2 separate regions of the Homo sapiens genome follow, and region 1 is linked to region 2. Evidence: chromatin loops called from intact Hi-C (ENCODE). Cell type or tissue: Caco-2. All regions are shown on one strand. Each heading gives the region's core, and the rest is flanking DNA. Links, peaks and the distances in the headings are about the cores only. Region 1 overlaps CCDC180 (coiled-coil domain containing 180). Region 2 holds the start of LOC124902224 (a long non-coding RNA gene).

Region 1 (17,536 bases), core at 3,082-11,081, 120 kb before region 2:
AGTGGCTGCAGGCAAGCTAGCTGACCTCATTGAGCCACTATTTTCTCCTCTGTAAAGTGATCTCCCTTACAGAGCCATTCATTCATTCATCCGTTTATTCATGCCTTTAGAAATTTTCCCGGGTGCCTGCTCTTCACAAGTCTCTGCCCATGTTCTAGGAACACAGGGGCCAAGAGGCCATATATGATCCCTCCTGTCTCAGAGCTTGTGGTTTAGTCAGAAAAGACAGACATTTAACTTGCACTTATACCAATAAATGCTTCTCCAAAACTGGGACCAGTGCTGTGAAAGAAAAGTTCCAGTATCTTCTGTGAGATTGAAGTTAGACCTGCAGATGTGCCCGGTCAATGTTTTTGACCAAATGGATGGAGGAGTGAATGCCAGGCTGAGTGAGTGGTCAGCTCCCCTTGAGCAGGCTCCTAGAGAAAGTGTGGAATTGGCGCCCATGGTGAGCACCTAGGCTGTTCTCTGTTTCATTCTGAGTCTCATCTTAGCAATGGCCTGTCAGTCCCTTGAGTGAAGTCCTGGGAGACCTTCACTCAAAGTCTCCTAGTCACTCAATACCTTCACGCTAGACCCTTGGAGCCCCATGCTACTGGACACCCCACCAGAGGGAGATGGATGCCTAGTGCTGGCTGCATGGTGGGAAGGGCCTCCCCATGGAAGGAAGGTTGGTCAAGGCTTGGTGGTGAGAGCAGGGCCTAGCAGTGCTCTACTCTGCAGACATTGGCTGTCAGGCCCTTCCCTGGAAGTTGGCTGAGCATCTCAGCCCAATGTGAGGTGTGGGCAGGGGTGGGGGTGATGCAGGCTCTGCCCATAGAGGCTTGCAGTCTCAGGGCAGACAGCAACCGAAATGGAGACCCCATCGTGTGGGGAAGTGGGAGGTGCTATGGGCCGGGAGACCCCGACCCAGACCAGGAGGTGAGAGGAGGCTTGGTGGGGAGTGACATCTTAGGCGGAGTGAGAGGGATGAAGAGGCATGGAGGACAAGCCGTGGAGGCTGCTGTGTGTCCAGTGAAAGCGTTTGGACTTTGCCCCGAGGGTAGGGAAGTGACATGGTCTGACCAGCCTCTTCTGGCCATGTTCGGGGAACGGACCATGGGAGATGTGAGAGGATGTGGGCATCAGGTGGGCAAGAGGCAGGGGTCTGGATGAGGTGTTGGGGGTGCCATGGGGAGAAGCCAGGGCTGCCCCTGGGTGCAGGTGGGAAGGAAGAGGCTGAGAGGTGGGACTGGCTTGAGATTCCGTGGATAGGGTGAGTGAGGGTCCTGATGGAGCAGGTGAGGTAGTGCCAGGAGCTGAGGGGTCTCCTCTGAGACCAATGCAAGGAAGTGGCCCCCTGGGGATTAGAATCCAGCTCTGACTTCACAGCTTGTGATCTTTCCACAGCATCTCAGTAAGCCTGATGTCCCGCGGAGGCCTGGGAGTCCCCTCTTCCCTTTGGCTCTACTGAGCCCTGCAGGTCTCCTGGGAGCCCAGACAACAGCTCACCCACCCTTTCCTGCCACCCTATCCCATTCCTTACGGTAAAGACCAGTTCAGTCATGGACACCCTGTCCAGGCTGCAGTTAAGGTACTGAATCCTCTGGCTCAGTTTTTCCTTCCAAGTTTGGACGAAGCTGAGGAGTTCTTCTGTGGTCACTGTCTGGTGAGAAAAGGGAGGAAGAAAGCCCCAAGGAAGCAGACTGCAGGAGGGTGGGTAGATTCTGTGGGAAGTGCGGGAACAGGGGCTGGGCTGATGAGGATACCTCTTGGCTTAATGGAGGCTCCTCACATGCAGGGAAGGCCCTTGGGGAGTGGGGAAGGCTGGGCTGGCTCTGCTAGGCAGCCTTCACTTCACAGTGAAGGACAACGCACCCTTCACTGATGGGAACATCAGGAGTTCTCTTCCTGGATCTACAGTTTCAACTCTGAGCAAATAACTTAAACTTGCTCAACTTGTTCTCCCCATCTGTAAGATGGGGACACAAAATATTCCCTAGGATCTCCTCTGGCTCTCACATTCTATGTTTAGAAGGAAACATTTGACGCAGGTGGCAAGGGTGTGCAGGAGTGTGTAGGAGAGTGATCTGGCCACCTCCATGGCAATGTCTAACACGCACCCTCTCGGAGCAGCACCCCACAGGTGTGCAGGAATGCAACGGTGAGGATCTTCCCTCTCGCCACACATTCAAGGCATCACTCTTGTCCCCTAATCACCGCTCTGCAGACTGTCCAGCCAGCCTCCTCTGTCAACACAGGAATGCCCGCACACCCATGCTCACATGATCCTCACCTGGCTGGGAGGCTGGGCAAGCCCCTGGCACCCACCCAACACCCTAACAGGAGAGGACAGAGCAGGGGTTGGGAGGCGAGGATGTGAGAGACTGGACGTTTCTGTTCTGGAGAGGTAGAGCTGCCTTAAAGAGCCTGTTGAAGAGTTACAGCTGATTAACCTCATCTTCCCCCTGCTCCTCATTAGGGGGCTCATAAGGGAGATCAGGCAAGTCACAGGCAAAATATAGGAGCCACCCTTCCTCTGCACAACTGCACTGCAGGGCAAGTAATCTCAGTGGATGTGTAGAAACAAGTGCATGCATATACATAACAGGGTTTACAGTGCCTCTGTGCAAAATGAGAATAGTGAGAGGGACATTTATTCTGCAAACTATGCTTTGTGGGTGTTTACGCTTTTTTCAAGAGTCATGCAATAAACTATATAAGAAAAAGCAATAAAGACAGAAAAATAAACATCCTCTCAGTGCTAATAATAGAACTGCAACTCAGAGTCACTGAAATGGTAGAGAAAAGACAGAGAACGGTGAGGAGAAAGCTTCCCACTCCAGAACCTTCAGGCTGGGGTGTCTGGTTCTGGGAGCACCTGGCTGGACTGTTGAGGAATGGTTCCCTGGTGTGGCCTGGGCGACAGGCCAGGGGAGACTGAGTTGAGCAAGTTTAAGTCATTTGCCCGGAGTTGAACCCGTAGATCCAGGAAGAGAACTCCCGATGTCCCCCATCATTGAAGGGTGTGCTGTCATTCACTGGGGGACAGAGTCGTGCACTCATGGCAGAAAAAGCAGCACATAGACAACCAGAGACCTGCTCTGAGGATCAGAGCCAGGCGAACGCTTGGAACCACGCTCTCCACAAACTGTTCCAATTCTGACTTTTCATACTTTAAACACAGAAAACCAGTTTCTGTGCTACGATCAAAAGAAGCAAGTGAGGCCGAATGCGATGGCTCACACCTGTAATCCCAGCACTTTGGGAGGCTGATGTGGGCGGGTCACTTGAGGTCAGGAGTTTTGAGACCAGCCTGGCTAACATGGTGAAACCCTGTCTCTACTAAAAATACAAAAATTAGCCGGGTATGGTGGCAGGTGCCTGTAGTCCCAGCTACTTGGGATGCTGAGGCAGTACAATCACTTGAACCCGGAGGCAGAGGTTGCAGTGAGCTGAGATTGTGCCACTGCACTCCAGCCTGGGTGACAGAGTGAGACTTCGTCTCAAAAAAAAAAAAAAAAAAAAAAGCAAGTGGAAAGTCAAACAAAAAGTGGTTGTTCAGGGGGCAGGGCCCTGCTTCTGTCATGCATCTAGGACTGAGTTCTCCTTACAGCAAGGGACACCTGGTGACATCCCAAGGGAGTGAGGTCAGAGGAAGCCAGACTCAGGCCTCCCCCAACACTAGACGCTGCTCCATGCTTGCCTGGGAGGGGTTGGAGGTGAACAGTGGCTGCTTTCTCTTTTGTTCCTTTCTTCATTCCATGAAACAGGGGTTAAGTAGGAAGGCTCAGAGATGTCCCCCCACCCCGCCAACCTTGTGCTGGAGAAATCCTATACACACAGGTAAATTTATTTCACATTTATGACTTTAGCATGATATATCTTTATTATTCACATGCAGAATCTATTGAACACTTACGGTTTTCTCTCCCCTGGACTCTTGACAAGTTTTTATCTTGTTCTGAAGCTGTTGCAGAGAGAAATTTAATCCATTTGTTTGCGAATTGGATTTTGCCACCTAGAAAACCAGAGGTTCCGAGATTTTGTTTCTAGAATACATATTGTGATCTGGGAAACATTCTGTGAAACATACCATCTGAGAAACTGATTAAGCACTGAAAAAAATGAAATCAGGGAAAAATATGCAGTTTTACCAGACATTGATACAAATTAAAAAGATTTTTTTCCCCTCTCAAGTAAGTAAGGTTCAAGCAAAATTGGCACCCCAGAGTGTGGTGAGGGAGTTGGGAGGACAGGCTCTGCTTTAGCAGGGCCAAGGCTGTAAAGACTCCCTGGAAAGCTTCGAGAGCCATAGAAAGGTCATGCTCTGACCCAGGACTGTGGCTTCCACGAGGCACCCTAAGGATGCAGTCAGATTGTCCTGGCAAGTGCACAGGCTCTGCTCCAGCAGTGCAGAGCCAAGGCTGTAAAAACTCCCTGGAAAGCTTAGAGAGCCGTAGAAAGGTCATGCTCTGACCCAGGACTGTGGCTTCCAGGAGGCGTCCGAAGGATGCAGTCAGACTGTCCTGGCAAGTGCACCTCTCACAGCATCACCTTTCATAACAAGAAGCAAAATTCACCAAATGTTCCTCCAGAAAGGAATGCTTAAGTAAAAATGTCAACACATCCATGACAGAGAAGCCATCAAAATAGTGTCTTTGCAGAATATTTAAAGATTATACAGCTTATAAAACTGGTATAAATAGCAAACAGCCAATTTTGGCATATCCCCATCTTTTCATGTATAGGAAAAATACTCAAAAAATAAATTGAAATCTTAAACAGGGGTTATGCTATGTGGCAGAATTATGGTTTACTCTCTGTTTTGTATTTGTTCTATATTCCCAGTATTGTCCATGATGGAAATGTATTTTGTTTATCACAGGTGTTAGATATTTTGAAATGCAACCCCTGTACACTGTGAACAGTCCCCAGATATTAGCTCAGAAAAAAGAATCAGTGCCAGCACCAGCTGGAGGCCCATTAGGAATATACTCCTCAAACAAGAGTGTGGTGACATGCCCTGGAGCCGTGGGCTCTGCTCCCTGGAGCTGCCTCCTGCTCCTTCTGGAATGACTGGAAGCCAGTCCTGAGAGGCTCATCTGGGGCCTCCACCAGAGCCTGCCTTTACTGAGGATTCACTATGCTCCAGGGACTATGTCATGAGTTTAGCACATATCAGCTCCTTTATCGGTGCCATAATATTAGGAATTGCTTTTATGATTCCCATTTCACAGATGGATGAATTAAATGCTTCCTGGGGTGAAATGGGCAGGAAGCTGGGTCTGGAGTCCCTATCTCAGAGCGTGAGATGCCAGCAAACACTTCTTTTATCGAACTGCACTTGCCACTCCCAAAAGACAAGTCTGTCCTCACCTCGGCTTGTCCTAGTCCTAGTGGGCCCTCAAACATTGTTCCCTGAATGGGCATTGACCTATGCAGATAACCCAGGCCCTTCATTTCCAGTGTACCCCAAGTCCCTCCCATCCCACTTCCACTCAGCTCTGGAATCAGAATGTGTCCCTGCTGACATTGTGCCCAGGCCATGATTCTCTCCCCATCAGCCTCACACTTCTGCCTCACTCCTACCCACCTCCAGCCTTTCTGTGGTCAGCAGCCAGGACCCCCACCCTCGAAGTGCAGCCCTGAGCACACAGCCCCACCCGAACCCTTCCCAGGCCCCCACTGTCTGCCCGCTGGTGCTCTCCAACCACAGAGCTCCCCACTCTCCCTCACACTCTTGCAGTCCTGGGCTCCAGCCCCCTGGATTTTCTCCATCATCTCTCCAGAATGCTTCACTCCCCACCGCCTACCTGGCTGGTTCCTACTTCTCCCTCAAGCCTCTGGAATCCCCACTTTCTTAGCCCAGGTTAAGTCCTCTGGCCCCTCAATCCCCACGCAGCCACCTTCTCCTTCTGTTGCACAGATGGCCTGTTTGTGGTTAAGGCCATAAGCTCTGGTGTCGGTCAGACCTGGGTTCACATTTTGACTTTACCCTTTAAGAGCTCTGTGTTCCTACCTAAGTCACTAAAATACTGCCTCAGTTTATCTCTAAAATGGAGATAAAAACAGTACTTGCCTCCTATAGTTCTTGTGAGGACTAACACAGCTAATCAAAATAAGTTGCTTAGCAGGATGCATGGTGCTCAATAACTAGTAAACACTAGCAGTTATTAAGATTTTATTTTTGGCCAGGCGCAGTGGCTCATGTCTGTAATGCCAGCACTTTGGGAGGTTGAGGCAGGAGGATCGCTTGAGCCCAGGAATTCAAGATCAGCCTGGGCAACATAGGGAGACCCCATCTCTACAAAAAATAGAAAAAATTGGCTGGGCATGGTGGCGTGTGCCTATAGTCCCAGCTACTTGTGGGACTGAGGCTGGAGGATCTCTTGAGCCCAGGAAGTTGAGGCTACAGTGAGCTGTGTTCACGCCACTGCACTCCAGCCTGAGTGACAAAGCAAGACCCTGTCTCAAAAAAAAGAAAAAAAGAAAAAAAAGATTGTGTCTGTCTTCCTGGCTGGAGAGCAAGTCCCACACACGGGACAGAGACCACAATGGCCTCCTAGCACCGGGGACAGTGCCTGGTGTGCAGGTGTGTGTGATAAAGATCCTTGATGAAGAATGAATCTATCCTACCTGGCACTTGATTTTCACTTGCAGATTCGTCAGCAACCGCTGGATTTTCTCTATGAAAATAAGGTCCACAGACAGGTTATGGAATTTGCTTTCAAACTTGTTGATGACATCATTGGCCTGTACAGAGAGATAAAGGGTAAAGGACAGGGGCTTAATTTGGACCTTTTGGACTCTGAAGGAGGAGGGGGACAGGCCCAGTGAATGGTTGGATGGAGGGCTTGGCCCTCCCTTCAGAGGGAGTTGAGCAAGGGATACTGTGGAACCGGTTGGCCTGGGGCCTGGCTGGGGGCCCTACCTGGTCCAGGTACTCATTCTCCAACTTCTCCATGTTGAGCATGATGACACTTTCAACCAACTCTATCCGGGCAGCTTCCTTCTCCAGTCGGGAACACAGTGAATTGATTTCTTTAGGAGAAAAGTTGCCTCCCTCTGAAAACAATCTGAAAATAATCAAAGACAAATAAAAGCCACAGATCAGACCTAAGAGTTCTCATCTATCCCAAATACTGTGGCTGACACACACTTTTAATCTAGGCTTCCGGTTAGAGTTCAAGATGTGGGAAAATGAACACAGATAGCTTAAGGACAGGAGTAGGATTCATAAATAGTGCAGAATTTCCATTTTTGTCAGTTCATCAGGTTGGAGACTCTAACAGACCCAACTGAAACAAAATTCGAAATAAAAATAGCTTTCTTGGAACTGTATAAAGGTAAGAATTCCACATGAACTTGCCAGGCGCAGTGGCTCATAAGTTTGGGAGGCTGAGGCAGGAAAATCACTTGAGGCCAGGAGTTCAAGATTAGCCTGGGCAGCAGGACCCTGTCTCTAAAAAAGTAAAAAAAATTAGCCAGGTGTGGTGGCATGTGCCTGTGATTCCAACTACTTGGGAGGCTGAGATGGAAGGATTTCTTAAGCCTAGGAGGGAGAGGTTGCAGTGAGCCGAGATTGCGCCACTGCACTCCAGCCTGGCTGACAGAGTAAGATTCTACCTCAAAAAAAAAAAAAAAAAAAAGAATTCCAGATGAAGTGAAACTAGAAGGGGAGCTTGGAATGTGGGCAGCACCAGAAGCCAAGACTTTGCACCAGAGACTTGGAGGTTCAGTCTTGATGACTGCACAGGTGAAGGGATAGCCTAGAGCTGGATCCAGAGGACAACATTTGCATTGTAAGACTGAGGAAGAAACGAACCCCACCAGATACCAGGACTCTTGCCTGTCTAGATCCAAGGGCAAAGAGGAAAGAAGATCTCTGTCCCCTGAAAATTCATCACACAAACTAGACTTCACATACATTTACAAAATGAATTCATGTTCTCTGGAGTGACCCAAAAAACCTCAAGCAGAGAATTCTAATTGGTCCTGGGTAGGTAGTGCTCCCTGGTTACCCAGCAGAAACAAATAAGGATTCTCTCTGAAGGAATGCAATGTCCAGTCCAGGCCTCAAAGAATGCCACCCATAAAGTCCCAAGGAAAATGAGTGACTCGTAGTTTTAAAAATTGATAAGGAATCAAGATACAAGATACCATGCATGAGAAACAGTAAAACAATAGAGAACAGAAACAGACCTCCCAAAAACCATTAGATATTAGAAATATCAGATATAGACTATAAAATAACTAGGCTTAAGATGTTTAAAGGAATAAAAAGTAAGCTTCAAAATATGAACAAGGAGCAGGCAGTTTTGAAAAAGTATCAAATATAATTATAAATGGGCAGAGAGTAGTGGCTCACACCTGTAATCCCAGCACTTTGGGAGGCCGAGGCGGGTGGATCACTTGAGGTCAGGAGTTCAAGACCAGCCTGGCCACTATGGTGAAACCGTGTCTCTACTAAAAATACAAAAATTAGCTGGGCATCGTGGCACATGCCTCTAGTCCCAGCTACTCGGGATGCTGAGGCAGGACAATCGCTCGAACCCAGGAGGTGGAGGTTGCAGTAAGTGGAGACTGTGCCACTGCATTCCAGCCTGGGTGAGAGAGCAAGACTCTGTCTCAAATATATATATACGTATATATGTGTATATATATATATGTATATGTGTGTGTGTATATATATATATATACATACGTATATGTATATATCTACAAATGGAAACTATAATAATTAAAATTGAAAACTCAATGAATAGATTTGCAGAAGGTTCAACACAGTTACAGAGTGAATCAGTGACTAGGAAGAATAATATAAAGAAATTAGCTAGAATGAAGCTAAAATATACAAGACATGCAGAGATAAGCAAGGTAGAGATGATTAACATGTCAAATTATAGTTCTAGTTTTCGCTACTTTCCAAATTTTCTTTTAAAATTCTATTTTTATAATCAGAAAAATCTTAATAATATTTAAAACAAATGCAAGCTTTGCAGATACTGACATGGAAGGTGCCCACTCTTGGGGCTCAGAAAATGAAACCAAAAATGTGCTGCTTTGAACTTCAAACTGAGAGTACCTGGGGAGCAGCAAATGCAGGGAAGAGCTTTCTCTAAAGTTCACCTGTCTACCTAAAGGCTGGATCCTCCAGAAGATATTCAACTGTTGTGAATCCCTTCCCCAGATATCTCATCAACCAGGAGAAACTGATGCATAGTTGTAGGAAGGAAGACTGGAGTTGACACCACACCCAGAGCCCAGACAGAATTGGTCCCAGGCTATTGTCTGTTCTTTGGGTCCATTAATCTCCCCTAAACATCATTTACCCTTCCTCTAAAATTTCCTACATCTCCCATTTCTCACTCTCGTATGAAGAGGCTATTTAAGCTTCAACCACCTGGTCTTTGTTTGAGTTTCAAACTTTGTGTGACACCTACACACTTGCATGTTAATAAATTGGTTTCCCGTTAATCTGTTTATCGTCTTTATTGTTTGTTGTTGTTGTTGTTGTTGTTGTTGTTGTTTTGAGATGGAATCTCACTCTGTCTCCCAGGCTGGAGTGCAGTGGTGTGATCTCAGCTCACGGCAACCTCCGCCTCCCAGGTTCAAGCAATTCTCCTACCTCAGCCTCCCAAGTACCTGGGATTACAGGCATCTGCCACCATGCCCAGCTAATTTTTGTATTTTTAGTAGAGACGGGGTTTCTCCATGTTGGCAAGGCTACTCTCGAACTCCTGACCTCAGGTGATCCGCCCGCCTCAGAATCCCAAAATGCTGGGATTACTGGCATGAACCACTGTGCCTGGCCTTGTTTTATTGGCTCAAATTGTTGAAACTTCAGGGGTGGAAAGGAGGTTCCTTTATTCCCTACATCACCATGATTTGGTGATGCTGGTAGTGGGGGGCTGTGGGTCAGCATGTATACTAGGATTCCATTTCTGTACAAAACTAACAATTTTTTGCTCATGTATACATAAGTACAGGCACATAGAAAATATATTTTTGGAGGGCTTCCACTTTGTACTTTATATACAATCTGTGTTTGATTATGCTCTAATGATCAAAAGATTTGTGATTTTTAAAATAGCATAAGCCTTAAAAAATAAATATAGCCTTTCAAAAATGTCAAAGACTAAATCTAGGATTACTTTCATCCAGGATTAAGATTGCAGGGGTAAAAATAAGGGGAAAGAATGGCCAATAAACACATGGAAAGGTTAACAGCATTAATCGTCAGGGAAATGCAAATCAAAACCACAACATAGAAACACCTCACGCCCATTAACAGGTCTATTATAAAAAACAAAAAACACCAGAAAGTACAAGCGTTGGTGATAATGTAGAGAAACTGGAACCCTTGTGCATTGCTGGTGAGAATGAACATGGCGCAGCTGCTGTGGAAACAGTATGATGGTTCCTCTCAAAGTTAAACATAGAATTACCATTTAATCCAGCAATTCCACTTCTAGGAAATACCCAAAATAACTAAAACCAGGACCTTGAACAGGTATTTGTACACCAATGTTCCTACCACCATTATTCACAATAGCCAAAAGATGGAAACAACCCAAATGCCCATCAAAGATGAATGGGTAAACAAAATGTGATATATACACACAATGGAACATTATTCAGCCTTAAAAAGGAATGATTTTGTGACACATGATACATGATACATGGATGAACCTTGAAGATATTATGCTAAATGAAATGAGCCAGACAAGAAAAGGACAAATATATGATTCCACTTATATGAAGTACCTAGAGGTTTCAAATTCATGGAAACTGAAAGGAGGATGGTGGTTGCCAGGGGCCATGGGGAAGGAGGAATGGGGAGTTCTTGTTTAATGGTACAGAGTTTCAGTTTGGGAAGATGAAAAAGTTCTGGTGACCAGTGGTGGTGATGGTAGCACAACAACCAGGATATCCTTAATGCCACTGATCTGTGCACCTAAAAATGGTTAAGATGTTAAGTTTGATGTTACGTTTATTTTGTCAAAACTAAAAATTAAGGGGGAAACAAGACCACATCCCAATAGAGAAACTCAGGTGGCCTGAAGAGGCCCTGGACACTGGCTCCCACCTGCAGTGTTTGATGAACTCAATATTTGAGTAGCGGAGTTTGCCCAGACTCTCCTCCAAGTACTGCCGGAAGCTGCGCAGGGACACCTGGGTGACATCAACATAGCTAAGCAACTCCTGGTGCAGTGTGTTGCTGAGAGTGACCAGCCTGTGGGAGACAGAGGAGGAACAGGACAGTGATGGGGGACAACCCTGGGGGACAAGGGAGGGGCAGGTGGTGATGGTGATCAGCCTGAGGGACAAGGGAGGGGCCGGTCACGATAATGACCAGCCTGGGGACACAGGAGGGACAGGTGGTGATGGTGAGGATCCTGGGGACATGGGAGGGGCAGGTGGTGATAGGTGACCTTCCTGGGGGCACAACGCTGATGGGTGACCAGTTTGGGGGGCATGAGAGGGGAGGGTGGTGACCTGGGCCTGAAAGGAGGACAACCTGGGAGTCTATTTGGGCTCCACAAGCAGTGCCCAGCTGCACAGCTTCTCTGGGTAGCAAAAGCGGCAGTAGAAGGAAGTTCAAAATTCCAGTGTCTGCAGGACACATTCTGGGTGTGCTGGATCAGAGCACATCAAATTGGTGAAAGAATCCCAGAAGATCCTACTGGATCTTTGTCCCTGCTCCAATGGGCTGTGTCTGACCCCCAGCAAGGTGGCTCCTGCACCCATGATACCCCAAAAGAGTGCCCTGCGAGTGTCCTCTTTACAACCAAGTCCACCAGAAACAGCTGTCCCTCATGTGCCTGATGGCTGCGTAGACACTTGCCAGTCTCCTCCCTGTGACCTGCCTGAGGCCTCCATCTCATAACCCAAATGGCCTCTCTGGAGCCCCTTGCTCTGCCCTGAGCACGCTCCTACACTGAGCTGGGCCAGTGCTCTTTCACTGATTGTGGAATTCAACCCTCTCCCATCTTTCTCCATTCAGGGCTCCTCTGAGTTCATCTTCAATGCTGCCTCCTGCAGGAAGCCCTCCCTGATTTTTCCTGAGGGGAAGTGGTCTTCCCCACCACTGATATTTCATAGCACATGGTGTGCACCCTTGCATGCTGCCTGTGCATATACTTTGCTCTCTGGCTGCTCACTCCCTGCCCTCCCAAGCAATATTCCACACAGAGTTTGACTTGACTCTCTTGAAGAGTTTAACTCAAAAGAAGGCTCTGGAGGTGCCTTCTGCTTTTGTGTCTACAGGGAGGGGGGCTCCTTTGAAAGCAGCAGCCGAACTGGGATTCCAGAGCCACATGGCTGGGGTGGAGACTCCCAGGACCCCTTACTTTTGGCTCCTGGTGGCATTCAAGAAGATGTGCTCCATGTCATAGATCTTAAGGCGGAAGTTTTTGCTCCTCACGTTTTGCTCTTCTTGGAACTGGCAGAACATCAGCCGCTTCTTCTTCAGCGTCTCGGTCACCCCAGCACAGTGGCTGTCCAACTGCTCTTGATGAAGCAAAAGCTCGGCTGAAAAAGGATTAAGAGAGCTGGGGCCCCGGGGACCCGATTCACCTCAGCACATTGCTTTCCTGGAACAAGGCCCGCCTGCTGCCTCTTCCAGGCCAGCTGCAGAACAGGAACAATTCAGGTCAAGGCCCCTTGTCCTGCCCCTGTTGCCTTCATCAGGGCTTGGGCTGGAGAGGAGGCCTGGCCATGAGCAGGGAGCTCCTGTTTGTGGAGACACCCTGCCCGGAGCAGAGGGAACACAGCCAGGAAGATGGAGAGTCTGGGAAGCAGCTGAGTAGCAGGCAGGATGGGCAGGGGGTGTTGGGGAGGGCTGAGATCTAGGTGAGAGGGTCTGGTGGGTAACAGCAAGTACAGCACTGAGCAGTCTGAGTTTGCTCCTTAACATCAGCGGATACTTATGTCCAGTGAGCCTGAATTCCAACTGTCTTCCAAGGTAGAGTGGCAAGAACAAGGACTGGGCTTCCAGAGCTCCATCATGGGCCTTTAAATGAGCAGAGAGTCCCTAGACCCCCCCGACCCCGACCACCTCCCATCTGATCCCACTATCATCTGAAGTTGTGGAAGTGCTGTGGTCTCAGCTCTGCCAAAAATGAATGGTGAGATGCTGGGACTTTGCTTCTCTGGCCTTGTTTTCCACACTGTGTATTGGGTCAGGGGCCGTGGGAAGGAAATGGAGCCAGCCTTCAGGGAGCTTTTACTCAGTGCACATAGAATCCTTTTTATTCCTCAGTGCATTTAGCACACACATTTTCCAGATGAGAACAATGAGGTTCCAAATGCCACACAAGTTGCCTGAGCCCACAAACGCTGGGATTCAAGGCCAGTTGTCAACTTGCACAACTCTTTCCCTGCTCCAGGAATAGGAGTTTGCATGGGTTAGTGATGGGGCTCTCTGATAGCTCTAAAGGGCTTTGAAGGAGTTGGAGTATAATTTGGGTGAAAAACCAACAGAGGTCATTGAAGGATCCTACTGAAAACATGCCCCCCCCCCGCCCCGCATTAACAGAGTCCACCACATAGGTGTGAAATGCATGTATTTTTAAGTATGATAAATGATAAAGTAGAAATAATGGCTACCACTTTTGGAGGCTGTATCTTGTACAAGGTGCTCATGATTCCTTACTATACCATTTTAAAAGGGTTTATCACCACCTCCTTAACACTTCTATCAACCCCTTCTGCAGGTGAGAGAGGAGTCAGAGAGGTCAGGTAAGCTGTATAGGGTCACACGGTCACAGGAGTTGAAACTGAGAGCTTCAACTCCCTGAGCTATGAGCTTGCCTCTAGAACATCCACCATGCAGGTGTGTATCTGACAGGTGTATGAGCAGATCTGGGTTCCAAGAGCTAAAACAGTACAACACTCTTTGTTTTCAACTATAACACCCTCTTGAAAAAAAAATGGAAATGAGAAAAAAATCTCACAGAAGGATTTGGAGTACTACCTTTTTCTGCAAGCCTCAGAGGTGCGAACCCTCATGTACATCTTCCATGGTGTGATGAGAACATGCTAAACATTGCATGGTACAAACTGGGGCAGCTAATGAACATGGAGCCGCGGTGGAGCAGACGCTGAAGGAGTGGCTGCGGGCAGGGCAGACATTCCCAGGCAGCATCTGTACCTGCCCTGACGTTGTGGATGTCTTTTTCAATCTGCTGGGCTCTTGGCTGGTGCAGGTGCAGATGCAGCTCCAGTTCTGAATCCAGCTCATTGATTTTGGTGGCCACGGTGACCCGGGTGTTGAGGGAACACTGGTCAAACCACTTCTCAAGGTGCTCGAAGAAGCCAGCTCGAAGTCTGAGGGCGAGACCAGCCAGGGTCAGCCCTGCCAGCAATCATGACCCATGAGAGGTCTTTCCATATGGAGACCCAAAGTGCTTCCCCCTTTCACTCATTCTTCATTTCATTTCCCAGCTACATTGCATTTCATTGTGTAAATGGACCATTACTCTTTTAACCATACCACTGCTGGAGGACATTATGTATGTCAGATGTAGAATTGTTTCTTTGGATAAATGACCTTGAACTGGAATTGCTGAATCAAAGGTTAAAATACATTTGTGGTTTTGGCAGATATGGCCAAACTGTTTTCCACTAGAAGGCAATTTGTATTCTTATCAGCAATGTTCCTATTTCTCCACAGTCTCAGAGTGTATTGTCAGACGTCTAAATTTGACAATTTTGTTATATTATGATTGAGACTGAGCATATTTTCATGTGCTTAAGATTATTTAGGCTGGGCACTGTGGCTCATGCCTATGATCCCAGCACTTTGGGAGATGGAAGCAGGAGGATTGCTTGAACCTAGGAGTTCGAGACCAGCCTGGGCAACATGGTGAGACCCCCATCTCTATAAAATATTTTAAAAATTAGCTGGTCATGGTGACATGCGCCTATGGTCCCATCTACTCAGGAGGTTAAGGCTGCAGTGAGTCATGCCACTGAACTCCAGCCTGGGCGACAGTGAAACCTTGCCTCAAAAAACCCCAAGAGTATTTAATTTCTCTTTCTGTGTACTGTCCATGAATGTCGTTTGCCCATTTCTCTGTTGTGAATAGCTGTTCTTTTTTTACAAATCAATTTCTAGGAGCTCTTCATATACTAGGGACATGAAGGTCATTGACTTTGATGTGAGTTGCAAATGTTGCTTCTCAGCTTATCATTTCTTCCTTTTAAAAATGTATGGTACTTTTTTGGCCATGTACTGTTAAGATGTCAGTTTCCAAAAACTGATCTATAGATTCAATGCAATAACAAGAAACAACATCGCAGCAGATGTCTTATGGAAACTTGAGCTAATTTTAAAAATTATGTAGAAATACAAAGAGCCAAGAATAATGGAAGGAGAAGACTAAAGGTGGAGGACTTACACTATCAGATATTAAGGCTTAATGTAAAGCTGTAGTAATAAAGCAGCGTGAAGTCATTGGATAGACACATAGAGAACTAGAAAAGACACGTAGCAGAGCAGTGGGGGAGAGGAGAGTCTCCTCATTAAGTGACCCAGGATCAACTGGTTATCTGTATGGGAAAGAAGTGAATCTTGACCCCTATTTCACACCGTAAACAAAAAATCAGTTCCAGGTGGATTTTAGATGTTAATATGGAAGTTGAAAACAATAGCATTTTAAATATATAACTTCGGAGAACATCTCCATGTCCTTGGGGGTAAGGCACAAAGTAAATTAACCCTAATTTAAAAATTGATGAATTGGACCTTATTAGAAATAAGAACTTCTGTTCATTAAAAGATACACCTTGAAAGAGAGTTTAAAAAGGCAAGTGCAGAGAGGGGATGAACATTTGCCATTTATTTATCTGACAAAGCCTTATATAGAATATATAATTTAATTTTTTTTTGAGACGGAGTTTCACTCTGTCTCCCAGTCAGGAGTGCAGCAGCACTCTCTTGGTTCACTGTAACCTCCGCCTCCTGGGTTCAGGCGATTCTCCTGCTTCAGCCTCTTGAGTAGCTGGAATTACAGGCACACACCACCATGCCCGGCTACAGAATATATAATTAATTCCCATAAATTAATAAAAAAAAGACAGAAAATCGACCAGAAAAATAATAGGCAAAAGATTTTGCTAGGCATTTCCCAAAAAGATAACCAAATGGCCCAATGAGTATTTTTAAAGGTATACAATATCATACTCATCAGGAGAATACATATTAAAACCACAATGAAACACCACTATAACTATATCAGAACAGCTAAAATAAAAACCACTGACAATACCACTGACGTTGTGGAGCGATTGAAGTTCTCATATGCTGTTATAAACTGTAAAACTGTTAAAAACCACTTTTGAAAACTCCTTGTAGTATCTTTCGGCTCTATCTCCTAAAGACGGATATGGACACACACACTCTGTGAGTCAACAGTTCCACTCTTAGTTCTATATGTAACAGAAACATATACATATATTCACCAGAAGACTTGTACAAGAATGTTCAGAGCAACATTATTGGTATATCCCCAAATTGGAAAGACCAAATGTGTATCAGTAAAATGGATTAATAAAATGGATAACATTTTTTTATAACGGGATACTATACAGAAATAAAAACTGAACCCTAGCCACATTCAATAATATATATGTCTCATAAACATAATAAAAGAGTGAGTTCTGTATGACTTAATTTAGATAAAGTGAAAAAATAAGCAAAATAAACTCAGAAGTTATAATATTTGTTATCTTTGGGGAAGAGAGAGTGGTGACTTGGGATGGGTACACTTGAGGGCTGGTAATGGTTCTATTTCTTGTGGGCTTTGGGTATCAACTGTGTCATATTTGGGCAATTCGTTGAGCTATACACTTATGATTTTCATACTTTTATGAATGCATGTTATCCTTCAGTATGCAAACCCAATCAGTTGGACAGATAATTTTTTTTCTGGTTAGTCATAAGGCAGATAGCATAGTGGTTGGTGCAAGATTCTGGAGTTACAGGGTCTGTCTGGATTCATATCTGGGATCAAACTGCTTCCTGTCCTGGATATCTAGGCCAAATGACTAACTCTCTGAGCCTCAGTTTCTTCATCTGTAAAATGGAGTTAAGTATGGTAACTCTCTCACAGTTATTAAGGGGATTAAATACACTCAGTAAATAATAGCTCCTGTGATAGTCCTTGCTGGCCTTTGTCCTATCTGCTATGGAGAGGGCAGATGATGGCCTCTGGTAGAGGAAGGAGAGGGATGATGTTTGAGTCAAGAGACATTTCCAAGGTGAGATGCTGCTCAGGTGTAGGAGAAAGAGCCCAAAGGCCTGATTGCACTCCTTTCATTCCTTGTCTCCAGCCTCCTGCCCATGTTACATACAGGAGGTGAATGAACCAGGAGATCTCTAGCTGATGAGCCCTCCTATGACATTGTAGAGGCAGGAGGACAATGAGAACGCCATCCAAAAGGCAAACACAAATGTCCACATTTGATCCAAACTCAAACACAAAGGCCCAGAAACTTGGGAGTTAGGGGAAGTAAATTCTCAGTGGTGGGATTATGGGTCATTTCTCTA
Region 2 (14,268 bases), core at 1,636-9,635:
CCCCCGTGTACTATTCATTCCCTTCCTCATAACTCCACAGCCCAGGCTTTCTTCTTAGTGGGCTTCCTAGACCGAAAGTGATCTCAGGGCCGCTTTGTTTCCCATCCCGGTCGGTCAGGCCCTCCGTCAGCGCCCTTTGACCCATGCAGATCGGATGGGGAAAGCTGCCAGCGCCTTCCAGGGATGGGGGCAGAATGGGGAGCTGGAGGGAGTGGTCTTTTTCTAACTTTATACCACTATCAAACTGTGTTAATTCATGTAGCTTTATAATAAGTCTTGAAGTCCTGTGACTTTATTCTCCCAAGATTGCTTTGGCTTATTCTAAGGCTATTGTATTTGTAGGTGAATTTTGGAATTAGCTTGTCAGTTTAAAAAAAAAACAAAACTGCTAGGATTTGTACTGGGCTTGCGTTGGATCTGTAGATCTGTTTGGGGAAAACTAGTATATTAACAATACTGTCCTTCAATCCATTAATATCATTATTTCCCACCATTTATTTAAGTGGCCTCTAATTTTTCCTGGTAATATTTTGTAGATTGTACACATATTTATATCTTAATGTTTGGATCCAAGTTGTGCTTGGATCGATTGCAGTATAGAGATCAAACATATATTTCATTAGATTTATTCTTGAGCAGTGTTTTAAATGCGATGTTAAATAGCATTTTATTTTTTTATATTCTCGTTTGTTGTAAGAATATAGAAATGCTATTGATTTTTACATATTGATGTTATATTCAAGCATGTTGCTAAGTTCCCTTATTATTTGTAAGGGACAAAAAGACTACAGAGTCTTTTGGAATTTATGTGATTACAATCTTCCAATCTGTGAATAGAGATGGTTTAACTTTCCTGTAATCTTTATACCTTTTAGTTTTGTTGCTGGCTAGTATGTCCACTATTGAATAGAAATAGTGATAATGGACTTCCTTGTCTTGGTTGTAAAATCAAGAGGAAAGCATTCAATATCAAGTGCTTTTTCTGCCTTTATTGAAATGTTCATATGTATTTTTAATAATAATATGTTACTGTTATATAATAATAATTTTAAAATAATATTTTAATAATAATGTTACAATGTAACCAATTACATTGGTTAATTTTCAAATGTTATCTAAATGGCCAATTGTCCTTCCGGATCCCCATTGATTCCGATTGGGATGGCACTGTAAGAGAGGCAGAACCAGTGAAGGAAACAAGGTTTTTTCAGGAGTTATATACAGGGGTGGTCCAGTGGTGGTGGGCTGGCCTGGAGAAATACTACCGTTCGTATTAAAAAAAAAAAAGCATGTAGTCCATATAGCATATAGCATTTTCACTTAGAACCCTCCTTCTAGCAATCTCCATTTAACCCAAAACAAAGGGCCTCGATCACCTGTACAGCCTGTGTTCCAAGGGATGGGGCAGGGATATGGCTGTCCTTCATAGATAAGTAGTGAATCTCAGTGTTGGCTACTCCCGGATTCCTTAGCCTGGGACTCCAAACACACTTAGAATAGGGTAATTCTCAGGTATGCTCCAGTTATGGCTCAGCCATACACCAAGGTGTATACACCAACCCCTGCCATGCACCAATATGCATATAAATATGAATAGCCTCTGAAAGGGCGAATTCCTAGATTGACCTATAGGCCCACATGAAAAGTTCTATATTAATAGCTATGTCATGACTGGGTGCAGTGGCTCATACCTGTAATCCCAACACTTTGGGAGGTCGAGGTGGGTGGATCCCTTGAGGCCAGGAGTTGGAGACCAGCCTGGGCAACATGACAAAACCCCATCTCTACTAAAAATACAAAAATTACCTGGGCTTGGTGGTGCACACCTATAATCCAAGCTACTAAGGAGGCTGAGGCACAGGAATCACTTGAACCTGGGAGGCAGAGGTTGCAGTGAGTGAGATGGCACCACTGCACTCCAGCCTGGGCAACAGAGTCAGACTCTGTCTCAAAAAAAAAAAATAGCTGTATCATGGACATTGAAATTATAATGAGATACCAAAACTACCACCAGAATGACTTAAATTAAAAGGATTTCCAATACCAAGCATTGACAAGGATATGGAGCATTTTTTAGAGAGAATGACCAAGGAGTTGGCTACAGTCAGGTGCTGCAGAATCAGATCTGTGGACCTTAATGTGCATCTGGTGAAATAAATAACTATAATGGTGATGAAGAAAGCAATTGCCCAGGAATCCTACTGTGGTCTGAGATAAGAAGATCATATTCCTATTGCCACATCCCTGGAGGCCATTTGTCTTTTTTCAATGACTGATCATCCTATTCAGAGTGAGAGGATCTGGCATGGAAACAAGAGGCCTGTCGTACCATGGCAACTGAAAGCCACTCTTTCCCACTTACCATTGTTTTCAAGCCATTAATTTCCTATTAAACTTCATTTTCCTCTTCCTGAGAGTTTCACTATAAAAATATATGTGTGTATAGATATATATTCCTAGCATAAGAGTACTATAATAGTGTTTTACATAGAACTTTTACAACAATTCTTTGAAGTGCTTTATTGTTCCCATTTGACAGGTGAGGCGATCTCAGGCACAGGAAGGCTGAATGACATTTCCAAAGTCACCTCCTTGTAAGAGGCAGTGTCAGAAGCTGACAATGGACTTGACCACTATGCTGTCGTAGCAACAGAGAGAAATAATTTTTAAGACAATCCATGTATTTAAAAAATATTTTTGTACCTCTTGTGAGTTTTTAAAAGAATCGTTTTGAGTTTTTTCTTTTTGATTGTGATTGAAAACACCAATACTTGTTTTATAGGCAAATATCATCTATAGTGATCAGAGATCCAAGTAAAATATAGATAGTCTGATCTTAGCATAATCTTAGAAGAATAATTATATACAACCAAATGGAATTTCTTAAATGCACAAATGGAATTAAAAGAGGAGGTTCTTTTCCATCTTAACCAAGAAGGAGGGCATAATGGAATGACCGTGTGCTAAGCAAGGGAGAAGGAAAACGAGTAGGAGGGAAAGCATTGCAGAGGAGAAACTAAATTACCATGAGTGTAGAAAAAAAAAAGTGAGGACTGGAGAATGTGAAAATATCAAATATAGTATTTCAATGTCAGAACAGTTCACTATATTAAAACTCAAGTCCATTATGCACAAGAAAAACTGGAGGTAATGATTATACATTGACCCAAAATGAGCACTGAGCCTGGGGATGACATGAAAACATTTTTAAACAAGAGGAAAGATAAAAAATAATGCAATTCTGAAAACTGCTGAGGAGCATAATGTTTTTTTCTAACACAAAAAGCTAAATTCAGTTACTTTTCTTTGCTGATTTAATGAGGGAAAAGAGTCTCACCATAATAAAGAGACAATAGATTTTTTCTGTCATGACACACTTATGGTCTCCATTTGGTATATTCTATGCACAGAGTTGTTGAAAACACTATATTTACTATTTCTGAACAGAATAAGATAATTCAATCAGCTACATCTTATACATGATCACAGGCATGGAGGTGTCATAGAAACACCTCTACAAATCTTGGAAATGTTCATGCAGATAAGACAGGGCAGCGGGCAAATTAATTTCCAAATTATATTAGAGAACTTAAAAATAGGCTGGATGTGATGGCTCACGCCTATAATCCCAACACTTTGGGAGGCTGAAGCAAGAGGATTGCTTGAGGCCAGGAGACCAGCCTGAGCAACATAGGGAGAGCTTGTCTCTACAAAAATTTTTTTTAAGTTTGCTGAGTGTGGTGGCACATGCCTGTGGTCCCAGCTGCTCAGGAGGCTGAGGTGGGAGGATCGTTTGAGCTGAGGTATTCGAGGCTGCAGTGAGCCACAATTGCACCACTTCACTCCAGCCTGAGAAATAGAATGAGACCCTGTCTCAAAAAAAAAAAAAAAAAAAGATTTCATGACTTTATTCAAACCAACAATGATGAACAGTGAGGATTACATTAAATGAGAAGCAGTTAGGGGCTGGTTTATGGTCTTGACCTCCATTCCTTCTCCACGAGTGCAGCCCACGACCCAGTGATGATTTCCCCTTCCCTGCATTGCGTTGGCACCGACTTAGTTTCTAGCCCAGAATTCCGTTTTCCAGACAAAAGACCCTGCTCCATCTCCCAGCACACTTCCTTCCTTTGCAGGCTATGCCTTCTAGACTGAAATAGAAAATACTCACCTGATTTTTCCCTTGTTGCTGTGACAATAGGTGCAGGGTGATGCTCAGGACAGCCAGTGGGTGAGTGCGTGGAGGAAGGCATCCAGGTCTCAGATATGGGTTTGTGTCCTGTGACCTCACCTTTTTGCAGCACTGCAATGAGCATTTCACCTGCGGCAACAATGACAGTGCATATTTGGGGAGCTAAAGATATTTCAAGAAACTTTGTCCCAGTTACCAATTACCAAAAACAAGTACAATTTTCTATGAAGGGGGCCAGCCCCTCCACACCTGTGGGTGTTTCTCATCAGGTGGAATGAGAAACTGAGAAAAGAAAGAGACACAGAGACAAAGTATAGAGAAAGAAAAGTGGGCCCAGGGGACGGGCGCTCAGCATATGGAGGACCCGCCCTGGCACCAGTCTCTGAGTTCCCTCAGTATTTATCGATCATTACCTCTACCATCTTGGAGAGGGGGATGTGGCAGGACAATAGGGTAATAGTGGGGAGAGGGTCAGCAGGAAAACATGAACAAAGGTCTCTGTGTCATAAACAAGGTTAAAAAAAGGTGCTGTGCTTTGATGTGCACATACACAAACATCTCAGTGCATTAAAGAGCAGTATTGCTGCCAGCATGTCTCACCTCCAGCCCTAAGGTGGTTTTCTCCTATCTCAGTAGGTGGAACATACAATCGGGTTTTACACCGAGACATTCCATTGCCCGGGGACAAGCAGGAGACAGATGCTTTCCTCTTATCTCAACTGCAGAGAGGCCTTCCTCTTTCACTAATCCTCCTCAGCACAGACCCTTTACCGGTGTCGGGCTGGGGGATGGTCAGGTCTTTCCCTTCCCATGAGGCCATATCTCAGGCTATCACATGGGGAGAAACCTTGGACAATACCTGGCTTTCCTAGGCAGAGGTCCCTGTGGCCTTCAGCCTTCGCAGTATATTATGTTCCCGGGTACTTGAGATTAGAGAGTGGTGATGACTTTTAACAAGCATACTGCCTTCAAGCACTTGTTTAACAAAGCACATCTTGCATAATCCTAAATCCATTAAACCTTGAGTCAACACAGCACATGTCTCTGCGAGCACAGGGTTGGGGCTAGGGTTACAGATTAACAGCATCTCAAGGCAGAAGAATTTTCCTTAGTACAGAACAAAATGGAGTCTCTTATGTCTACTTCTTTCTACATAGACACAGTAACAGTCTGATCTCGCTTTCTTTTCCCCACATTCTAGTGGGCATCTCTAGCAAGATGAGAGTGTTTGGCAGAGGCTCTTGCTTTCCATAATCCCTGGAGGCAACAGGAAGGGGCTCCTAGGGAGGGAGCAGGAAGGGGTGAGTCTAGACTGAGGGGCTAGCAGCAGAGCACACGCGTCTTACTAGAGTCTGTGCTTTCCTGAGATGGTCCCCTACAGAAAACCCAATTTTCTGTTAATCCTCAGATTCCTGAGCCAAACTATTATTTCACTGTGAACAGAGAAATGGGATCATGCGAGGAACTTGAGAAGGATATGTGAACAGATTACAGTGCAAACAGCAACTTGAAGTCAAATACTGATATGAAAAATAAATGGGAACAATGTTGGGCATTCCAATGTAAATTAACAATCAAATGTAGATGTTATATATTCTATAAATATATATTTTATTAACATTTACCCCTAGAGAAATAGAGATTCTAAATTGTATAATATTTATAAAAGAAACAGAGACATTTATCAGAGTCCCTCATATACACAGAAGCACCAAGTTCATATGATCCAGAGAGAAATTCTACTAGTAAACTAACTGATAACCTGACGCTACCTAAACTATTCAAGTCTTAGTCAATCTTCCCAATAGTTTTCAGGAAGGGTGCATAAAGGTGATATGAGATCTTACCCTGGTTTGAGCCATGTATTACAAAAGTATAGGACGTGTGAATATAAATGTAAACTTTTAAATATTAGAAGCCATTGTGTCAGCACATTGAAACATTACATCATAATCCACTGCCTTTTGTGCCAGAAATGCAAGTGAGAGTCAACACTTGGAAATCCATTAATACAATTAATTATGTTAAGAGAATCAGTGAGAATGTTATGTGTTCATGTCCATAGATTTAAAAAAAGACATTGCCAGGATTCTGCAGAAAATCATATTTTAAAAATTAATAAGGAACTAGTGTAAAATATATACATATTTTTAGACAGGGTCTTGCTCTGTCACCCCAGCAAGAGTGCAGTGGTGCAATCATAGTTCACTGTAGCCTCAGCCTCCTGGGCTCAAGTGATCCTCTTGCCACAGCCTCCCCAGCAGCTGGGACTACAGGCACATGCCAGCACACCCGGCTAATTTTTTGTTTTTTTGTATTTTGTAGAGACAGGGTCTCACTATATAGCCCAGGCCAGTCCTGATCTCCCAGCCTTAGTGGATCCTACTGCCTCAGCCTCCCAAATTACATGCATGAGCCACTGCGCCTGGCCCTAAATGTTTCTTGAGAGCAAAATCTACTTTCTATAAAGGCGGGCATGAGTCAACCCTTTCAAAGCCATTAGGGGCCAGGTGTGGTGGCTCATGCCTGCAATTACAGCACTTTGGAAGGCCGAGGCAGGTGGAACACCTGAGGTCAGGAGTTCCAGACCAGTCTGGCCAACATGGCAAAAAACCCCTTCTCTAGAAAAAATACAAAAATTAGTTGGGCATGGTGGGCACGCCTGTAGTCCCAGCTCCTCAGGAGGCTGAGGCAGGAGAATTGCTTGAATCTGGGAGGCAGAGGTTGCAGTAAGCCGAGATTGTGCCATTGCACTGCAGCCTGAGCAACAGAGCAAGATTCTGTCTAAAAAAAAAAAAAAAAAAAAAAAAAAAAAAAAAAAAAAAAATTAATAAACTATTAGGACAGTCTTGGAGGAAAAAGTCTTGGAAGAAAAAGTCTCTTGGGTAAGGATTAATTAACTGGTACACAGGCTGGCAAGGTGACCCTTAGTGGTCTGCCAGTCTCAGAAAAAAATTTATGCATCTAGGGAAAAATTGGTCACAACTAGGCAATTAGATCACAGCCTGCCCAGCAAGTAAAACAAAATTCTGTGTCAAGCACACCGTAAAAAAAAAAAAACACTGGTACAAACCTTAAACATTCCCTGATAGGCATCGTAGACTTTTTTGGTTTGTACTGCTTTTTGTTTTGTTTTTTGCTGCCTAGACATTAATCAGCAGAATGAGACCCTCAAATTTCAAAGCATGCAATAATGGTCCCCCCATTACTGGGACCCCTGCTAGTTACATGTTTGAAAATTAGTTGATAACTGATTTTGGCCAGGCGCGGTGGCTCATGCCTGTAATCCCAGCACTTTGGGAGGCCAAGGCAGGCAGATCATCTGAGGTCAGGAGTTCAAGACCAGCCTGGCCAACATGTTAAAACCCCGTCTCTACTTAGTGGCAGCACAGACCTGGAATCCCAGCTACTCTCGAGGCTGAGGCAGGAGAATCGCTTGAATCTGGGAGGCAGAGGTTGTAGTGAGCCGAGATCATACCACTGCACTCCAGCCTGGGTGACAAGAGCAAAACTCTGTCAAAAAGAAGAATGAAAGAGAGAAAGAGAAAAGAAAAATTAAGGTCCTCTCTCATGCATGTTTTAATTTGTATTTGTATACATTTAAGGGGTACAAGTGTAGTTTTGTTACATGGACATACTGGGTAGTGGTGAAGTCTGGACTAGTAGTGTAAACATTCCCTGAAGAGTGCACATTATATCCACTATGAAATTGCTCAACCCTCACCCCTCTCACTCACACACCCTTCTGAGTCTCCAATGACTATTATTCCACTCTCTGTGTCCATGAGTATGTGTTATTTAGCTCCTATTTATAAGTGAGAACATGCAGTATTTGACTTTCTGTTTCTGTTATTTTACTTAAGATAATGAACTTCATTTCCATCCATGTTGCTGCAAAAGACATGATTTCATTCTTTTTTAAATTTTGAAGTTTATTTTAGACATAGGGATACATGTGCAGATTTGTTACATGAGACTACTGTGGATTTTATTGTTTTTATGGCTGAATAGTATTCCACTGTATGCATACCACATTTTCTTTAGCCAATCATCTATTGATGGACACTTAGATTGATTTCATATCTTTGCTATTGTAAAGATATGGAATACAGCAATCCTGCTACTGGATATATACATAAAGGAGAAATACTATATAAAAAAGATACCTGCACTTGTATGCTTAGAGCAGCACTTAGGTTGATTCCATATCTCAAAGATGTAATACTTCTCTTTTATCTACATATCCAGTAGCAGGATGCTGCATCCAGCCTGGGTGACAAGAGCGAGACTCTGTCTGAGAAAAAAAAAAAAAAAAGAATGAAAGATAGAACCTCACAACAGATTCAACAGAAATTTTAAAAGAATTTAAGGTATTATGATGAACAACTAATGTCAACAAGTTTAGCAACATAAATGAAATAAGCAAATTCCGACAAAGACATTAAGTAGCAAAATTGACTAAAGAACAAATAGAAAATCTTAATAGATGTATATAAAGTAAAAAAAAATTGAATTAGTAATTAAACATATTCCCTCTGAAGAAGAGTGTAGTGCTAGAAGCCTTAACCCATGAATTCCATCTAACATTTAAGGAAGAAAGTATATCAGTCATACACAAACATTTCCAGCAAATACAGAAGAGAAGATATGCCAAAACATTTTAGAAAGCCAGTATTAGCTTGATACCAAAGCAGGATGGAGACATCAGAAGAAAAGGAAAGTGCCAAACAATGTCTCTCATAAGTTTACCTGCAAATATGTTTAACAGCCTGGAAGCAAATTACATCCAACAGTATGTAAGACGATCATACACTACATGTCTCTGGAATTAATACTAGTAATGCAAATTTGGTTTACTATCTAAAACACAATGAACATAGTACATCATATAAATAAATAAAGTAGAAAATCAATAGAATCATGTCAAAAGACATAAAAGAATTTTGGCAAAATCCAACACTAATTCCTGATAACTCACAACAAACATGCAGAAAAAAAATAAGTGACAAAACTAACATAAAGGACAAAGGAGAGTAATTGGAATTATACCATTTTAAGGCTCTTATCTTTAACAAAAGTGTTAAAATATTAATTCAGGCCGGGCGCGGTGGCTCACGTCTCTGATCCCAGCACTTTGGGAGGCCGAGATGGGTGGATCACAAGGTCAGGAGATCGAGACCATCCTGGCTAACATGGTGAAACCCCGTCTCTACTAAAAACACAAAAAATTAGCTGGGCGTGGTGGTGGGCGCCTGTAGTCCCAGCTATTCGGGAGGCTGAGGCAGGAGAATGGTGCGAACCCGGGAGGTGGAGCTTGCAGTGAGCCAAGATTGTGCCACTGCACTCCAGCCTGGGCAACAGAGCGAGACTCCGTCTCAAAAAAAAAAAAAAAAAAAAAAAAATATATATATATATATATATATATATATATACTCAAGGTAGACTGTGATAAAGATACATACTGTAATTTTTTTTTTTTTTTGAGACGGAGTCTCACTCTGTCACCCAGGCTGGAGTGCAGTGGTGTGATCTCGGCTCACTGCAATCTCCACCTCCTGGGTTCAAGCAATTCTCATGCCTCAGCCTCCCAAGTAGCTGGGATTACACGAGCATGCCACCACGCCTGGATTGGTTTGTATTTTTAGTAGAGACAGGGTTTCACCATATTGGCCAGGCTGGTCTTGAACTTTGGGACTCATGTGATCTGCAGTCCTCAGCCTCCCAAAGTGCTGGGATTACAGGTGTGAGCCACCACGTCTGGCCTACGTATTGTAATCTTTCAGCTAACAATTTAAAAAATTGAAACAAACAGATATAGCTAAAAAGCCAGCAGAAGAGAGAAAACAGAAGACTAAAAAATAATCACACTAAAGGAAGAATCGAGAAAAAAAGAAACAGAGACAGAAAACAAATAGCAACAGGGTACACTTAAATCTAGTCATTTCAACCATTACATTAAATATAAAAGGGCCCAGCCTTCATAGCTCATGCCTGTAACCCCAGCACTCTGGGAGCTGAGGTGGGAAGATGAGTTGAGACCAGGAGTCTGAGACCAGCCCTGGCAACATAGTGAGATCCTGTGTCTGCAAAAAAAGAAAAATTTAAATAATAAAAAATTAGCCAGGCACAATGCCATATCCCTGCATTCCTAGCTACTCAGGAGGCTGAGGTGAGAGGATCTTTTGACCCTAGGAGTTCAAGGTTACAATGAGCTATGATCATGCCACTGCAGCCCAGCCTGTGTGACTGAGCCAGACCCTGTTTCTAATACATGAATATAGAAGGACTGGATATCTCAATTTCAAAGTTCAGATTTTCAGATGAGATTAAACAATAAATAAATAAACAAGACCCAACACTATGCTGCTCACAAGAACCACATTTTAGATACAGACACAACATTTAGGCAAAAGTATAGATGTAAATGTGCCATGCAAATACTAATCCTAAAAGAGTTGGTATGCCCATATTAATATTAGATAAAGTGGTCTTCAGAACAGGAGTACTGCCAAAGATAAAGGTGTCGAGTCATAATCAAAATAGGCCAGTTCATAAAATTAACAATCTTAAATGGGTGAACCTAGTGAAACTTCAAAATGTGTGAAACAGATATCAACAGAGTAAAGGTGACGATCATCAGATCTACTTTTCAAGTGTATGTGGAACATTAATCAAGATAGATTAAATACTGGACCATAAAATAATTCTCAATAAATATAAAAGGATTTAAATCATAGACAGTTTGTACTCTGAGCAAAATAGGACTAAATTAAGTCAATAACAAAAATATATTCAGAAAAACCTTAATATTTGGCAATTGAGCAAATAACTTTTAAATAAAAATGGATATAGGAATTCTCAGATCTATATTTAAATTTTTAAATTGTGTTAAAATTTTAACTTTAAGTATATAATTCAGTAGCATTAAGTACATTCCCAGTTTTGTACAACCAGCATCTTCATTTCTATCACAAACAGAAATAAAGTACCCATTAAACAATAACCCAGCATTGCTACCTCTCCCCAGTCTCTGGGAAACACTAATCTTCATTCTATTTTCACAAATTTGCCTATTCTAGATATTTCATATCAGTGGAATCATACAACATCTGTCCTTTCGTGTCTGGCTTACTTCACTCAGCATCATATTTCCAAGTTTCACCCATGTTGCATGTATCAGAACTTCATCCTCTTTAATGGCTGAATAATATTCTATTATTTATGTATCATATTTGTGTATCCATTCATTTGTTGATGGACACGGGTTGTCCGTGCCTTTTGGCTATAACGAATAACGCTGCAATTAACTTGGGTGTAAAAATATCTGTTCCAGACCCTGCTGTCAATTTTTTTGTGTGTGAATAATACCTAGGAGTGGAATTTCTGTTTCTCTGTGTGATTCTGTGAGGAACCACCAAATTGTTTTCCACAGCAAGTGCATCATTTTCTATTCCTAGCAGTCAGTTCACGAGGGCTCCAATTTCTCCACCTCTTTAGCAACATTTATTTTCTGTGTCGTTGTTATGAAAGCCTTACTAGTGGATGCAAAGTGGCATCTCGTTTTGATTTTGTCTTGCATTTTATTAATGAATAATGGTGCTTAGCATCTTTTCTTGTCCTTCATAGACATTTATGTATCTTCTTTGGAGAAATGTCTATTCAAGTCCTTTGCCTATTTTTTAATTGGGATGTTAGAAATTCTGTTGTTGAGTTGTGGGATATTAAGCTTTTATCAGATACACACTTTGATTTTATCAGATACGTATTTTCTCACATACTATGGGTTGTCTTTTCAGTCCCTTGATGGTATCCTTTGATGCATAAAGGTTTTTTATTTTGATTAAATCTAATTTATGAGTATTTTCTTTTGTTATCTGTGCTTTTCTGTCATACTTCAAAATACACTTAAAACTCAAAGGTCATAAAGGTTTACCTTGTGTTTTCTTCTAAGAGTTACATATTTTTAGTCCTTACATTTAAGTCTTTTATTAATTTATAATTAATTTTTGTATATACTGCAAGGTAGGGTTCTAACTTCTCTCTTGTGCACTGACATCCAGCTGTTGAAGAGACTGTTCTTTCCTCCCTTGACTAGACTTGGCCACCTTGTTGAACAGTCATTGACCATATATGTGAGGACTAATTTGTAGGATCTCAAATCTATTCTATTCTATTGGTCTAAAAGTCTATTGGTCTTATGCCAGTACCACACTCTCTTGATTACTGTAGATTTGTAATAGGTTGTGAAACTGAAAAATGTGAGTTTTCCAATATTCTTTTTCAAGACTGTTTTTGTCTGTCAGATCCTTTGAATTTTTGTATGAATTTTAGAATGAGTTTCTTTGTTTCTGCAAAGATGCCTTTGGGATTTTGATGGTATTGCATTGAATCTGTAGATTACTTTAGATGGTATTGTCATCTTAACAATATTGTCTTACAACCCGTGAACACAGAATGTCTTTCCAGTTATTTCCACTCTCTTTAGTTTTTTTCAGCAAAGTTTTGTGTATACCACCATGATTAGATTTATGCCTGAATAACTTATTCTTTGATGCTATTATAAATGGAATTTTTTAAATGTTTTCATAGTTCTTTACAACTATATAGAAATATAGCTCATTTGCATATGTTTGTTTTGCATCCTGCCTCTTTTATTAGTTATAATCGGTTTTGTGTTTTGTTTGGAGCTTTATACACATAAGATCATGTGTAGATATAATTTTACTTCTATTTTTTATTTCTAATTTAGATGCCTTTTATTTCTTTGTCTCGCCTGATTGCTCTGGGTAGAACTGCCAATGCTATGTTGAATACAAGTGGCAAATGCACCATCCTTGTCTTGTTCTAGGTGTTAGGAAAACAGCTTTCAGTGTTTCATCATTGATCATGATATTAACTGTTGGGTTTTTATACATCCCATTGTCAGGTTGCAGAAGTTCCCTTCTATGCCTAGTTTATTGAGTATTTTTATTATAGAAGGGTATTGTATTTCATCAATGTTTTTTCTTCATCAATTGAAATAATCATGTGCGTATTCATTTTACTGTTACAGTACATTATACTGATTGATTTTTTTATATGTTGAGCCACCCTTGCATTTTGGGGATAAATCTCACAGGGTGATAGTTTACAATCCTTTGATTATACAGTATTGCTGCTAGTATTTTGGTAGTATTGCTAGTATTTTGCAGAGATTTTTGCTTATATATTCATAAGGGATATTGTGCTGTAGTTCTCTTTTTTGTGCTCTCCTTGGCTTTGGTATAAGGATAATGCTATTATCAAAAAATGAATTAGCAAGTATTCCTTCTTCACATATTTTGTCAGAAGACTTTGAGAAGAAATGGTATTAATTCTTCTTTAAATGTTAGGTTGACTCACCAGTTAATGCAGCTATTTGGTCATAAATGTTTCTTTGTTAATCGCTTTCGATTACTAATTCAATCTCTTAGGTTATAGGTCTATTCAGATTTTCTCTTTCTTCTTGAACCACTTTAGTAGTTTGTGTCTTTCTAGCAATTCGTCCATTTCATCCAGGGCACCTAATTTGTTGTTAGACAGTTGTTCACAGTATACTCCTGTAATCCTTTTGTATTTCTGTAAAGTTGGTAGTAATGGCTCTGCTTTCATTTATTATTTTAATAATTAGTCTTCCATCTTTTGCTCAGTCAATATAGTGAAAGGCTTGATCTTTCAAATAATCTATGTTTATTTATTCTACTGCTCTCCAACATTCTATTTTATTGATTTATGCTCTAATTATGCTCTTTATTATTTCTTTCCTTCTGCTAGCTTTGGATTTAGTCTTTTTTTGTTTTCTTCCATTGCCTTTAGGTATAGAATGAGGATATTGATTTGAGATTTCTTCTTAAATGTAGTTGTTTATATCCATACATTTTCCCTTGAACTCTACTTTCACTGCATTCAATAAGTTTTGGTATGTTTTGTTTTTATTTTGTCTCAAGATATTTTATAATTTTGCTTGTGATTTATTTTTTCACTCACTGGTAGTTTAAGACTGTATTGTTTAATTTTCACATTTTTGTGAATTTTCCAGTTTTCACTTATTTATCTGT

Evidence for each region. A loop is a pair of places that touch in the nucleus more often than their neighbours do. Peaks named below come from ENCODE experiments on the same cell type or tissue, not always from the same donor. Only the 100,000 strongest peaks of a DNase experiment are listed, where the experiment ranks them.
Region 1: a loop joins it to region 2, with 2.7 times the contacts of the local background. A loop is called at or near these places in 1 of 110 quality-filtered maps.

The regions. Positions count from the first base shown.
Region 1 is chr9:97,344,091-97,361,626 of GRCh38, reverse strand. It overlaps CCDC180 (coiled-coil domain containing 180), which reads right to left. Exons shown (of 37, transcript NM_020893.6): 20 at 14,138-14,313; 21 at 12,336-12,516; 22 at 11,072-11,218; 23 at 6,914-7,058; 24 at 6,619-6,735; 25 at 3,902-4,000; 26 at 1,526-1,645. It overlaps SUGT1P4-STRA6LP-CCDC180 (SUGT1P4-STRA6LP-CCDC180 readthrough), which reads right to left. Exons shown (of 45, transcript NR_036529.1): 31 at 6,914-7,058; 32 at 6,619-6,735; 33 at 3,902-4,000; 34 at 1,526-1,645. Among named protein-coding and RNA genes, the nearest start is that of MIR1302-8, 11 kb to the left of the region's middle. In Caco-2, for the core only: no CTCF peak of the experiment used is centred there; DNase peaks (open chromatin) are centred at 3,596, 6,856 and 7,666.
Region 2 is chr9:97,223,255-97,237,522 of GRCh38, reverse strand. LOC124902224 (a long non-coding RNA gene) reads right to left here and starts at 7,627. Exons shown (of 3, transcript XR_007061684.1): 1 at 7,587-7,627; 2 at 4,172-4,321; 3 at 2,506-2,638. LOC107987025 reads left to right here and starts at 10,412. Exons shown (of 1, transcript XM_047424315.1): 1 at 10,412-14,268. It also overlaps the pseudogene ANKRD18CP and the pseudogene VN1R52P. RefSeq lists an enhancer at 4,766-5,363. In Caco-2, for the core only: no CTCF peak of the experiment used is centred there; DNase peaks (open chromatin) are centred at 4,272 and 4,972; H3K4me3 peaks cover 934 bases.